2 separate regions of the Mus musculus genome follow, and region 1 is linked to region 2. A link is a loop called in an ENCODE intact Hi-C map of the cell type or tissue named here. Cell type or tissue: left cerebral cortex. All regions are shown on one strand. Each heading gives the region's core, and the rest is flanking DNA. Links, peaks and the distances in the headings are about the cores only. Region 1 has its middle 54 kb from the start of S100a7l2. Region 2 holds the start of S100a7l2 (S100 calcium binding protein A7 like 2).

Evidence for each region. Hi-C counts contacts between places; a loop is a spot of excess contacts. Peaks named below come from ENCODE experiments on the same cell type or tissue, not always from the same donor. Only the 100,000 strongest peaks of a DNase experiment are listed, where the experiment ranks them.
Region 1: a loop joins it to region 2, with 9 times the contacts of the local background. A loop is called at or near these places in 2 of 42 quality-filtered maps.

The regions. Positions count from the first base shown.
Region 1 is chr3:91,141,406-91,148,994 of GRCm38, forward strand. No RefSeq gene overlaps it. Among named protein-coding and RNA genes, the nearest start is that of S100a7l2, 54 kb to the left of the region's middle. In left cerebral cortex, for the core only: no CTCF peak of the experiment used is centred there; no DNase peak of the experiment used is centred there.
Region 2 is chr3:91,084,585-91,092,173 of GRCm38, forward strand. It overlaps S100a7l2 (S100 calcium binding protein A7 like 2), which reads right to left and starts at 6,221. Exons shown (of 3, transcript NM_001101461.2): 1 at 6,194-6,221; 2 at 5,679-5,828; 3 at 3,553-3,865. The coding sequence starts at 5,822. The coding sequence ends at 3,731. In left cerebral cortex, for the core only: no CTCF peak of the experiment used is centred there; no DNase peak of the experiment used is centred there.

The DNA.
Region 1 (7,589 bases), core at 2,580-5,079, 56 kb after region 2:
TTATTTTTGTTGTTATAGTTGGGTTTCTGTTCTTGTGGCTGTTTTCTTTTAGTTTGTTGAAGGATTACTTTCTTGGTTTTTCTCTTGCATAATTTCGATCCTTATACTTGTGTTTTCCCATTATTATCCTCTGAAGGGCTGGGATCATGAAAAGATATAATGTGAATTTGGTTTTGTCATGGCATACTTAGTTTTCTCCTTCTATGATAATTGAGAATTTTACTGGATATAGTAGCCTAGACTAGCATTTGTTTTTCTCTTAGGGTATATATAACATCTGTCCAAGATTGTCTGGCTTTCATTGTCTCTGGTTAAAAATCTGGTATAATTCTAATAGGTCTGCCTTTATGTTACTTGACCTTTTCCCCTTACTGATTTTAATATTCTATCTTCATTTAGTGCATCTGTTGTTCTAATTATATTCTGTAGTGAGAAATTTCTTTTCTGGTCCAGTCTATTTGGAGTACTGTAGGCTTCTTATATGTTCATGGGCATCTCTTACTTTTGGTTGGGGAAGCTTTCTTCTATAATTTTGTTGAAGATCATTAATGGCCCTTTAATTTGGAAAAGTTCAACAGCTTCTGGGACAGACCCTGTTTTGGGCTCCAGACTTCTGGGCACCTTTCCCGCCAGAGGAGAGGTGTATACCCTGCCCAGGAGGGCTCTGCTGCTTAGCAACTGGGGGAGCCATTTTGGGTCCTGGATCCTTCAGTGACTAGTCTGCACAGGTAAGTGTGCAACTACAGAAGCTACACAGCTTCTGTGACAGGCAGAAATGATACATCTTCTGGGACAGGCACTGTTTCAGGCCTACATCTTCAGCCATGAGGTAGGTCCAAACTCCAGATATCTCTGCACCTTCCCTGCAAGAGGAGAGCTTCCATAGAGAGTACTCTGATCACTGAAACTCAGAAGAGAGCTATACTCCGAGGTCTTCTGACAGAGGGTAACAGAATCACAGGAGGAACAAGCTCAAACCAGAGAAACTATAACAACTAACTCAGAAGATTACCAGATGGCACAAGGCAAATGTAAGAATCTTACTAACACAAACCAAGACCACTCACCATCATCAGAACACAGCACTCCCACATCATCCAGTCCTGCATACCACAACATACTCAAAATGCAAGACTTGGATTTAAAATCATATCTCTTGATGCTGGTAGAGGACCTCAAGAAGGACTTTAAGAACTCACTTAAAGAAATACCGAAGAACCCTGCTAAAGAAGTACAAGTCCTTAAAGAAAAACAGGAAAACACAACTAAACAGGTGATGGAATTGAACAAAATCATACAAGACCTAAAAAGAGAAGTAGACACAATAAAGAAATCCCAGAGTGAGACAACACTGGATATAGAAACTCTAAGAAAGAAATCTGGAAACAGAGATGTGATCATCAGCAACAGAATACAAGAGATGGAAGAGAGAATCTCAGGTGCAGAAGATTCCATAGAGAACATGGGCAAAACAATCAAAGAAAATGCAAAATGCAAAATTCAAAAGATCCTAACTCAAAACATCAAGGAAATCCAGGACACAAGGAGAAAACCAAACCTACAGACAATAGGAGTAGATGAGAATGAAGATTCTCAACTTAAAGGGCCAGAAATATCTTCAACAAAATTATTGAAGAAAACTTCCCAAACCTAAAGAAAGAGATGCCCATGAACATACAAGAAGCCTTCAGAACTTCAAATAGAGTGGACCAGAAAAGAAATTCCTCATTACACAAAAAGGAAAAAGGATAGACACTACCTCAGAGTGAAAGCCTGGAAAACAATTTTCCAAGCAAATGGTCCAAAGAAACTAGTGGGAGTAGCCATTCTTATATAGAATAAAATTTACTTCCAACACAATGTTATCAAAAAAGAGAAGGAGTGGTGCCACACAGTCTGGTCGAGTCAGTTTGACAAACCGAGAGGCTTAAAAGCTACTCACAAGGCAAAAGAGTTTCACAGAAACTCACTCCTAGAGTCTGGCGTTCTCTCTAACCCATACATTAATATTCTATTCCCGCGTTAGTCTAGTGTATAGATATACGTGCTCTCTTTTAGTATTATCCTATTATAAGTGCCTTTTAAGATTGAATTCTGACATAGCTAAAGCCAGTGTTCCAACAGTTCTAAAACGTCCTTGAGAAAGACCAGGGCTTAGAATTCAGGAAGAATGTTGCTATTCAGTGACATTCAGGATAGCCTCTGGTACTACACTATCACTTAGAATAAAAGCCAAGTTGCTCCCATATACAGAAATTTACAATGGTTCAGGAAGTAGATCGGGCTGTGGTTTTAGAGTATTGCATTATTCGTGAGATGGTTAGCTTGTATGGAACTCCCTAGTTAAAACCATGACTTGGGTGTGAAAGCCCTTGCCCTAGGAGAGTAAAGACCTCACACCTGGCTTCTAAGACTATAGCTGAGTTACACCCATACACACACATATTTACAATGGCCTAAGGGGAAGGTGGACTATACAATAGACTAAAATAGGACTATGGCAAGGGCACGAAGCCCTTGACCTCGGCTTCTAAGATTAAGTGAAACTTAGGTGGAGCCTTTGTTGATCCCAGTTATTAACAATGAATTCTATCCCAGGTGGTTCCTGTTAGACTTTCTGTGTTTACATTCCTCTCTTTTATGTAAGAATCCAGTAACCTCTTTGTACCTTGCAAGTGTGTCACCCAACTTCCTTATTGTCTTCTGTATAAAAAGTTTGATGCTCGATTTGACAAATTACATTCAGATTCTACACAACCTCTCCTGTGTGCATCTGTCTGTCAATTTATCCGATGCTTTGCCCACCCACAACTAGAGACCCATTCTACACAGACAAAAGGGGCACAGAGGGTCTGCGGCAGAGGGGCACTTCATACACATCAAAGGTAAAATCTACCAAGATGAACTCTGAATTCTGAATATCTATGCTCCAAATACAAGGGCAGTACATTCATTAAAAGAACTTTAGTAAAGGTCAAAGTACACATTGCACCTCACACAATAATAGTGGGAGACTTCAACACCCCACTCTCACAAATGGACAGATCCTGGAAACAGAACTAAACAGAGACACATAGACACTAATAGAAGTTATGAAACAAATGGTTTTAGTTGATATCTACAGAACATTTTATCCTAAAACAAAAGGATATACCTTCTTCTCAGGGCCACAGGGTACATTCTCAAAAATTGCCCATATAATTGGTCAAAAAAACAGGCCTCAACAGATACAAAAATATTTAAATTATCCCATGCATTCTATCTGATCACTATGGACTAAGGCTGATCTTCAATAACAACATAATAATAGAAAGCCAAAATACACATGGAAACTGAACAACACTCTACTCAGTGATTCCTTGGTCAAGGATGAAATAAGGAAAGAAATTAAAGACTTTTTAGAGTTAATAAAAATGAAGCCACACGTATCAAAACTTATGAGACACAATGAAGGCAGTCCTAACAGGAAAACTCATAGCCCTGAGTACCTCCAAAACATAACTAGAGAAAGCATACACTAGCAGACTGACAGCACAACTAGAAGCTCTAGAACTAAAGGAATCAAATTCACACAAGAGGAGTAGACAGCAGGAAATAACCAAACTCAGGGCTGAAATCAACCAAGTGGAAAGATAAAGAACTATTCAAAGAATCAACCAAATCAGGAGCTGATTCTTTGAGAAAAATCAACAAGATAGATAAACCCTTAGCCAGACTAACTAGAGGGCACAGGGACAGTATCCTAATTAAGAAAATCAAAAATGAAAAAGGAGACATAACAACAGAACCTGAGGAAAACCAAAACATCATCAGATCTACTACAAAAGGCTATACTCAACAAATCTAGAAAACCTGGATGAAATGGACAACTTCCTAAACATATACCAGGTACCAAAGTTAAAGATTAACAATCTAAACATTCCCATTTCCCCTAAAGAAATAAAAGCAGTCATCAATAGTCTCCCAGGATCAGATGGGTTTAGTGTAGAGTCCTATCAGACCTTCAAAGAAGACTTAGTTCCAACTCTTCCCAAACTATTCCAAAAAATAGAAACAGAAGGTTCCCTACCTAATTCATTCTATGAAGCCACAATTATTCTGACACCTAAACCACAGAAAGATCCAACAAAGAAAGGGAACTTCTGACCAATTTCCCTTAGGAATATCTATGGAAAAATACTCAATAAAATCCTCACAAACCGAATCCAAGAACACATCAAAATGATCATCCATCATGATCAAGTTGACTTCATCCCAGGGTTACCAGGATGGTTTAATATACAGAAATCCATCAATGTAATCCAATATATAAACAAACTCAAAGAGAAAAACACATGATCATCTCATTAGATGCTGAGAAAGCATTTGACAAAATTCAACACCCCTTCATGATAAAAATTTTGGAAAGATCAGGAATTCAAGGCCCATTCATAAACATGATAAAAGCAATCTACAGCAAACCAGTAGCCAACATCAAAGTAAATGGTGATATGTTGGAAGCAATCCCACTAAAATCAAGGATTAGACAAGGCTGCCCACTTTCTCCCTACCTATTCAATATAGTACTTGAATTTCTAGCCAAAGCAGCTCAACAACAAAAGGAGATCAAGGGGATAGAAATTGGAAAGGGAGAAGTCAAAATATCACTATTTGCAGATGATATGATAGTATATATAAGTGACCACAAAAATTCCACAAGAGAACACCTAAACCTGATAAACAGCTTCAGTGCAGTAGCTGGATATAAAATTAACTCAAATAAATCAATGGCCCTTCTCTACACAAAGGATAAACAGACTGAATAAGAAAGTAGGGAAACAACACCCTTCACAATAGTCACAAATCATGTAAAATACTGTGGCGTGACTAACTAAAGAAGTAAAATATCTGTATGATAAGATATTTAAGTCTCTGAATAAAGAAATTGAAGAAGATCTCAGAAGATGGAAAGATCTCCCATGCTAATAGATGGTCAGGATTAATATAGTAAAAATGGCTATCCTGTCGAAAGCAGTCTACAGATTCAATGCCATCCCCATCAAAATTCCAACTCAATTCTTCACTGAGATAGAAAGGGCAATTTTGAAATTCATCTGGAAAAATAAAGAACCTAGGATAGCAAAAACTATTCTTAACAATAAAAAAACCTCTGGTGGAATCACTATGCCTGACATTAACCTGTACTACTGAGCAGCTGTGATAAAACCTGCATGGTACTGGTACAATGACAGACAGGTAGATCAATGGAATAGAATAGAAGACCCAGAAATGAATCCACAAAGCTATGGTCACTTGATCTTTGACAAGGGTGCTAACAACATCCAGTGTAAAAAAGACAGCATTTTCAACTTATGGTGCTGGCACAACTGGCGTTTATCCTGTAGAATAATGCAAATGGATACATTCTTATCTCCTTGTAGAAAGCTCAAGTCTAAGTGAATCAAAGACCTCCACATAAGACCTGAGAAACTGAAATTTATAGAGTATAAAGTAGGGAAAAGCCTCCAAGATATTTACACAGAGGAAAAATTCCTAAATGGACAACAATGGCTGGTGCTGTAAGATAAAGAATTGACAAATGGGACTTCTTAAAATTTCAAAGCTTCTGTAATGCAAAAGACACTGTCAATAAGACAAAAAGGTCACCAACAGATTGTGAAAGGATTTTTACCAGTCCTAAATCTGATAGGAGACTGATTTCCAATGTATACAAGAGCTCAAGAAGCTGGACTCTAGAAATTCAAATAACCCCATTAAAAAATAGGGTTCAGAGCTCTACAAAGAATTCTCAACTGAGGAATACAGAATGTCTGAGAAGCACCTGAAAAAATGTTCAACATCCTTAGTCATCAGGGAAATGCAAATCAAAACAACCCTGAGATTCCACCTTACACCAGTCAGAATGTCTAAGATCAAAAATTCAGGTGGCAGCAGATGCTGGTGAGGATGTGGAGAAAGAAGAACACACCTCCACTGCTGGCAGGATTGCAATCTTGTACAACCAGTCTGGAAGTCGGTCTGGAGGTTCCTCAGATATTATTGGATATAATACTTCTGGAAGATCCTGTAATACCTCTCTTGGGCATATACCCAGAAGAAGCTCCAACTGATAATAAGAACACATGCTCCACTATGTTCATAGCAGCCTTATTTATAATAGCCAGAAGCTGAAAAGAACCCAGATGTCCCTCAACAAAAAAATGTATACAGAAAATGTGGTACATTTACACAATGGAGTACTACTCAGCTATCAAAAACAATGGATTTATGAAATTCTTGGATAAATGGATGTGTCTGGAGGATATCATCCTTAGTGAGGTAACCCAATCTTAAAAGATGTCATTAGATATGCACTCCCTGATAAGTGGATATTTGCCCAGAAACATAGAACAACCAAGATACAATCTCCAAAACACAAGAAGTTCGAGAAGAGGGAAGACCAATGGGTGGATACTTCATTCCTTCTTAGAATAGGGAACAAAATAACCATGAAAGGAGTTACAGAGACAAAGTTTGGAGCTAAGATGAAAGGATGGACTATCCAGAGACTACACCCGCCCCCTGGCGATCCATCCCATAATCAGCCATTAAACCCAGACATTATTGCATATGCCAGCAAGATTTTGCTGAAGGGACCCTGTTAGAGCTGTCTCATATGAGGCTATGCCAGTTCCTGGCAAATAATGAAGTGGATGCTCACAGTCATCTATAAGATGGAACACAAGGTCCCCAATATAGGAGTTAGAGAAAGTACCCAAGGAGCTGAAGGGGTCTGCAACCCTATAGGTGGAACAACAATATGAACTAACCAGTACCCCTAGAGCTCATGTCTCTAGCTGCATATGTAGCAGAAGATGGCCTAGACTCTTGGTATTGCAAACTTTATATGCCCAGTCCAGAGGAATGCCAGGGCCAAGAAGTGGGGGCAGAGGGAGGTTATAGGGAACTTTGGGGATAGATTTGAAATGTATATAATGAAAATATCTAAAAAAAAAAGTTTAACTAAAAAAAAAAAAGAGAAAAGAGAAAATCTTCATTCTCATCTATACCTATTAATCTTAGATTTGGTCTTTTCATTGTGTCCTGGACTTTCTGGATGTTTTGAGTTAGGATCTTTTTTCATTTTTTCATTTTCTTGATTATTGTGTCAATGTTTTCTATGAAGTCTTCTGTACCTGAGATTCTCTCTTTCATCTCTTGTATTCTATTTCTAATGCTCACATCTTTGGTTCCTGATTTCTTTCCTAGGATTTCTACCTCCAGAGTTGTCTCCCTTTGTGATTTCTTTATTGTTTCTACTTCCATTTTTAGATCCTAAATGATTTTGTACAATTCCATCACCTGTTTAGTAATGTTTTCCTGCAACTGTCTAAGGGATTTTTGTGCTTCCTCTTTAAGGGCTTCTAGCTGGTTACCTGTGTTTTCCTGTATTTCCTTCTTAAAGTCCTCTATCACCATCATGAGAAGTGACTAGATTCATGACTTGCTTTTCTGATGTGATAATGTATCCAGGACTTGCTATGGTCTGAGAGTTTGGTTCTGATGATGCCAAGTAACCTTGGTTTCTGTTGCTTCTGTTCTTACCGTTG
Region 2 (7,589 bases), core at 3,193-5,692:
TGATTGAACTATAACTTTTTAACTTATCTTATGAATACAAAATGGATTTTGCCATGTTAAAAGGAGCAGACCTTAACAGGTATATTATCTAGAGAAAATATCATAAGAAAATAAATAAATTGACTAATAGTACTGTCGACCTCAATTTTGTCACTGCAGCCCTCTACAGACATAAGTATCAAACAGTATTAATATGATCCCAGTTCAAGTAAAAGTTAAAGCCTGATTTGGTGTTTGAGTGTGGCTTTCCTCTTTTCTAAATACATGCAGGGTTGTTAAAGAAAAACCCCAAATCCTTGACTCCTATCAGAAGAACTACATGGTATAGGGGGGAGAGTGAGAGAGAGAGAGAGAAAGAGAGAGAATATTCTCTTACCTCTAGTCTTGTATAATATTTTTTTCATTCTATAAAACTTTTCTTAAGGTATAAATATCTTCTCAAATACATAAGGTATATACAGTGCTTATACAAACATTGTATCTTGATATTAGTAGTCACACTGAGTGTGAACCAATTTTACAAATCACCTTCATATACCTTCCTGTACATGTTATCCAATTTGAGTCTGAAACATATAACTAGGAACAAAGTTTGTGTACCTGAGATATACTTAATAGATTGTGGGCCTCAAACTTTTCGGAGGTCTGTAGAATATGGTATTTAAAATGTTTAAGTTGTCTACAATTTCTAACAGCAAACCTTGATATTTCTGAGAAGATAATGGTGTCTGAAATGATCTTTAAAACAATGAACCCACCTGGATTGTGGCAATGTTAACCACAAGAAAAAGTGCTCTATATCCTTCTGCTGTCAGGTTCTGCTCAAACTGTGGACCACATTGGGTTGACTTCTGTGTTCTACCTAGCTAGCACAGCCACTAATTTGTCAAAAATCATCCAATATCAGCCTCAGAATTGCTGAGTTCCTTCAAGATTAAAGTAAATATTTTAAAGAATTGTGAACTCAAACTACTTAATGCAAATACTACCAAATACAAGGAATTTGAACATTGTGGAAAGCTTGGAAGAAATATCCTGATTATTGTCAACAGGTTCTTGGATTTATTGAATACTGATGCTGAAATGTGTCATTGCCTTCTAATACTGGCCTACTATTTGGCCAAAGGTCAATATTCCAATCAGGTTTCTGATACAGGGATTGTTTCTCAAACATAGCAGAGGACAGAAACTCTTTGATGCTTTCAACTGGAAAGAGAATTGGCTGTTTTAAGCTTTTATTTTCAATTTGTCATAAATTTGTGGGGAGGAGATCTGATACAACAATGTGTACTATGTACACAGTTTGTAATGGGATGACCCTTGTGATGGGGACCATTGATTCAGGATGGCCAACTCCCATATTCTGCAAACCCTGGGGACACTCCAGGGGAATGCCTGAGGCAGATTCTCAGAGTTCCAAGGTATTTCTACTCCTCCTCCTTCAGCAGGCATTGCATCAGTCTTTTTAATCCATCTTCCTGCTTAGCTCATGTTCATGTCCTGTACCCTGACCTTCATCTTCCCATTTTCGTCAACCTTCATATGGCATGAACAATACATCTCATATAGTTCTCTCTAGAGGAATATTCTTCCTTCTGGGAAAAGTTGTGAGCTCAGATATATGACATGATTATATAATCAGTATACCATGTGTGGCTTATTGAAAATAAATGTTAAAAAGATCCAGGTACTTTAATATTTCTGATTCACTTTCAATTCGTGAAAATAATGCAGTGTATAGGTTTACATAAGATACTGCATGAGTGATGTTTCAAATATGTTTGAAGTGCAATAGTGGTAACATTTTCTGGTGAGTCTGCATAATCAAATTTTCTATCCCAAGTGTTTCCAATATGGAACTTTGAAACTATGATTTGAGCTAATAAAGACAAATTATATGTCCTATTTCTTCTGTTTAAGATATGGATGATTTGGAATGTTGTTAGATGGCAAAAATACAAGTCATTTTGATAAGTACTTAGTATTTCGTCTCTTTAAAGCTGGACTTTTTGGTAACTTATAGGCAATCCTCATTTCTAACTAGAAATTAATTGTAAGTAAAAGAATTCTGCTTTTCTCCCCAGAATACACAGTTATAATTAAATATTGTAATTTATTAGAATAATTTTCAGTCAATTAGGTGTAAGTGAATTGGAGTAACTTTCATAACTGATCTAGATTAACTCTGGCAAGCTTTAGTCTGCTGCAATCATGTGTCATTGGAGAGAAATTGCTGAATGACAACATTGCTCAACATGGTATTTTGATTCAAAGCGATGTTAATTATGATTATATAGTTTTTTATGCCCAACTTAATGAAATTGCTGTATGTAAGATATGTAATAAAGTAGTCTTAACTATTAGCATGCTTCATTAGCATATTAGAAATTGACATAAAGCTGACCCTTAAAAATGCCTTTGGGAATATTATACATACATAGTTGAAAATGAAACCTGTTATTTTTTTTCAAGTAAGATATACTAAGGAGAAATAAAATTGATTTAAGCAAAAAAATTATTAAGCAACTCCATGGAAAATTTAAATTTCAGTTTATCTCAATGAACTTGATTTTCATGCTTCTGAAAAATTGTTTCCAGTTTTGAAACATATTCAATGGATTCTCTCTTCTAATGTTGCCACTTCCTGTCTCATTAATGATTGTGTTTATTTCACTGATGCCACCAAAGATATTAAGGCTATACATATGGGAGCAAATCAAACTGTTTTGTGTACTAAATTTTGGTCAGTACAGTAGAATAGTTAGGTAATCATAACTAAAAAGCTCCATCTTTTCCATTTATCATTAGTTCTGACTCTCCTTTTATAGCCATCACCAACACTATGATGGGAACAGCTAATACCACAACTGATAAAATCATATGTGATGGTTTGGGTATGCTTGGCACAAGAAGTAGCATTTTTAGAAGGTATAACCTAGTAAGTGTAGGTGTCACCTTGACAAAGGAAGTATGTCATTGTGGGGGTGGGCTTTGAGAGCTTCTTGTAGCTTTCTGGAAATCAGACACTTCCTAGGTACCTTTCAGACAAGAGGTATTACTCTCAGCTCCTCCAATACCATGCCTGACTGAACTCTTTGATACTTCTTGCCATAATGATAAAGGAATGAACCTCTAAATCTGTATGTAAGCCCCAGTTTAATGTCCTTCAAAAGAGTTGCTGTGTTCCTGGTATCTTTTCACAGCAATGAAACCCTAACTAAGACAGAAGTTAGTAGGAGGTACTGGGGTAATTCTGTGATAGCCCCGATTATGTTTTTGTTTTTGGAAAATGTGGATTTTGAAACTTCGGATTATCCCAAGGGGAGTATTGATAGGGTGGTACAAGGGAGTTTGTACTGAAGTCAGAGATGTGCCATGGTTATGGATACAAACAAATATGTCTAAAAACACACCCTCTATTTTTTTTCATTTCTCACTTATTTGTGACAGAATGGACAGGTTAAACCATTCTAGAAGTATGCAGAGCAACTGATGCTCATTCGCCTCGGAAGCACAAGTCCTAAAAGAGACTTCAGAAGCATGGAGAGCACTGGAGTGGAGAAAGATTTTATTTCACTGCAGCTTCCACACACATCCACAATTTCAGTGCCTATGACGATAAATTTTTGAAGCACTGGTTGGACAGAAGAAAGGTGGGCAGAACTGCTTAGGAGCTCTTGACATGGCTATGTCCACCCTCTTCAATGCCATGCACATTGATGTGATGATGCTAACGTTCAAAAGCATTGTTGTTCATCTTCTTGTAGTACACCATTCCCATTCTTCCTATCACATTCAAAGCCTCTTCAAAGCTGCGGTCCTTTGGTTCATCCAATAGTATACTTAAAGGAGTTTCTTGTACTTCCTGGAAGAAAGGTGACTGTTAACATTGATAGTGTCCAGGGAAAAGGACTAGTGTGCACACTGAGTGGGCAGAATGCACATGCATAGTAAAACTGACCAAGGACTCCCCTTTGAGTATAAAAGTGTAGAGAGTTGTGCACATGATGAAACACACTAAGCCGGGGTTAATACTTTGCAATTCGGTTGTGGCAGCCTTCTAAATTCAGAGCTAGGACTCTGTTTTGCAGAAAAGGCAAGACAGTTAATTTGTCTAGAAATAGCCCACATTTTTCTCTATGGAAATTTAGCCTGCATAAAAGCCATCTTCCTTGACAACTGGCCTGTCCAAGGTTGAATGGTTTTTACAGTTGCAGAGGCTGAGAACACAGGAAACTAGAAGGGCTATAAACACAAATCTCAGGTGGAGAAAGCAGTGTTCACTCCCTTATTCTCAGTTACTTCCTCCTCATTATTCCCCCTGGAGGCAACTAATTAGTGACTCCCACTGAAATTATTGACTGGGAAACCCTGAGAAGAACATGGCAGTATGGGCTCCTGAAGTGCTGGAACTTTCTAGGTTTTAAAGCATTTTGTAATAGATGTGAGGGAGCTTAAATATACTAGTGATGGTTCTTTCTGTGTCTGAGACCACCAGCAGCTACAGATATTACACTCTCTTGCTGTGACACCTTGCCTAAAACACTTTGTACCTGACACATGATTTTCTAACAGTTCCTGTGTCAGGTTAGGGAGTAGAATTCATGGAGGGGTAAAGCAGAAACAACTCTGCACAGAAGATTCCTGTACACCTCCTCTGTCTGTCTTGAAACAACATTCTGAGTTACTGACTTTCCCATTCATTACAAGTTATCATTGAGGCTAGAAGTATAGTTCTAACATTTGTTCTCCCTTTGCAGAACACTATCAGTACTGATAGTGGCTAACAAACATCTGTATTCTAGTGAATGAACCTAATTTCATAATCAGCCTCCATAGATGACAAACACACACACACACACACACACACACACACACACACACACACACACACACACACACTTACTGAACATACATATATCTCAGGGAAAAGAATTATACACATAAAAATACACATTACAAAAATAGAAGTAATATCCACATCACTAATACTGTTCCAAAAGAGAAAATTTCTATCTTAAGGGAATGCAAGGAAGGCTAATGTTCTGATTGCAGACCTTAGAGATATAATAGAGCCTGTGGCCTGTGAGTCACTTTTCTCTACCCATGTTTCTCTTTCCTCAGGTTTGATTAGGGAAAAGTAAACATCTTGAAATTTAGTTTCCTTGTGCTCCATTTCCAAGAATTTTGTACCCTAGATCTCTAGACTAAAAGGAACCAACTAGGACTATCCCAAATCCCCTTTGTAGCTTAATGTTCTGCCCAGTCAATCATCATCTTGGAATTTGTCTTTTTATAAGGACACGACCTTAGGTCATCTGTTCCCACTTTACAGTGAAAAGTCCATCATTTTTTACCATAGCCCTCAGCTTTTCTTTATCAAAAATGAACGATCAAACAAAGAAAAAATAAAACCAAAAGCACACAAGAAAACCCAAACCAGTCTATACTCCAGGCCACTAGGGCACTGAATTTAACTGTTTTTCAGTTTGTGCCTCTGTGTCACAGGTGAACAACTCTATACCACTGTCTAGAACATGGGATCTCACAATAGAATCCATCTCCAGTTTCCTAAGTATTAATAACTAAATATGACCACCCCAGTCACCCTGAATGGAAAGAGTTTGAACTTTCTCATTTTTACAGACATAAACTCCAAACTCAGGAACAAGACCTACCTGGAGAAAATTTGGAAATTCACTTCTCACCAACTTTCTGAATTCCTTCTCACCCAGTATGACTGTCGTTCCCAGAGCATAATTTGTGAAGTTCCTGTAGAGCATCATTATTTTGTGCTCACTTGGGGTCAATCCTTGGTCCATCTTATACTGTTGGAAGAAGGGAAACATAAAGCTGCAAGGAGAAGAGTAACTTTTTCACCTTTCCTTGACCTGTTCTCTGGAAAGGAGCAAATTGGTAAATAAGGAAAACATCATATAAAAAGAAATCCTTGGATCCTGTGGAGACAGCTTGTTACTCACATGTAAAAGATGAGATTTTTGAGTTTTTAGAGAAAATCAAAAATTAAAGCATTTTGTAGCTCTTAGAAACAGTAAAGAAAACAACAAACCAGTTAAGGTCAACAGGAGAGGTGTGCAGGTGGAGGGTTTGAAACAATTCTAGGTGAAGAAAATAGTAAATAACTCTTACCCAGGCAGCAGAATCCTGCCAGGGAAATCTGGAGATTACTTACCAAAGGAGAAGAGCCACCCAGAGTGTGCACAAGAGGAGGTGCACAGAATCATTTATAGGTAGGACCAGACTGTACATATGACTCTCCCAGGGAAACACTGAGTCACATTGATAACGTGGTGACCCTGCCAAGTCTACAATTGGGACAAAAACCAATCTCTCTCTCCACCCTTTCTTTCTATCTCTCTCCGTCCCTTTCCCTCTTCCCCTCCTCCCTTCATTCTCTCTCTCCCCTTTTCTTTCTCCTTATTTCCCATTTCACACCCCTTTTCTTCTCCCCTATCTCCCTTTCCCACTATCCCTACCTTACTTCCTTTATTTTTTCCTCTCTCTTTCCTTTTGAATCTTAAACCTGCTATTAGGGTAGGAAATGTCACACAAATGATTTGTATACCAATCTTGGTTAATCAAGAATAGTTTGTTGAATGTACAACATAATGCTGGACATCCAGGTCCAGAGATGAAAAACTATAACTGTGACACCAGTCTGTCCTCAGAGAAACCTTTTAATAAAAAAAATAAATAAAAAAGTTCAAAATATCAAGGCAAGTAGAGAAGATGTACCATGAATTTGGATAACTAGACAAAGTATTATCAGCTAAATTTTAAGTTGATTAGTACTGAGTGAGTTGAGAAGAGTGGTGGACAGGTGGTAAAATTGGGAATTTCAGATTCAGATAACATGGTACACATGATTCAACTATAAATATCTAACTTATTTCAGAATGCAAAATGGATTTTCCATGTTAATATACCTCAACTGTCATATTATCTCGAGAAAATGTCCTAAGAAATTGAATATATTGGCTAATAGTACTGTCTACCTCAATTTTGTCACTCCAGCCCTCTACAGACATAAGTATCAAACAGTACTATTATTTTCCTAGTTGAAGTAAAAATTAAAGCCTGATTGAGGATTGGAGTGTGGCTTTCTTCTTTTCTAAATACATGCAGGCTTGTTAAAGGGAAACCCAAAATCCTTGACTCCTATCAGAAGAGCTACCTGGGATAGGGCAGAAAAAATATTGCCTCTAGACTCATTATTATTTTTTCATTCTGTAAAACTTTTCTTAAGGTATAAATGTCTTCTCAAAATATATAAGGTTGCAGTGTATATACAAACTTTGTGTTGTGTTATTAGTAGTCACACTGAGTGCAAGCCAGTTTTACAAATAATCTTCATATACCTTCCTGTACATGTTATCCAATTTGTGTCTAAAACATATAACTAGAAACCAAGTTTATGAACCTTAGATATACTTAATAGATTGTGGGACTCAAACTCTTTGGAGATCTGTAGAATATGGTATTAAAATGTTTAAATTTTCTACAAATTCTAACAGCAAACCTTGAGGTTTCTGAGAAGATAATGGTGTCTGAAATGATCTCTAAAATGA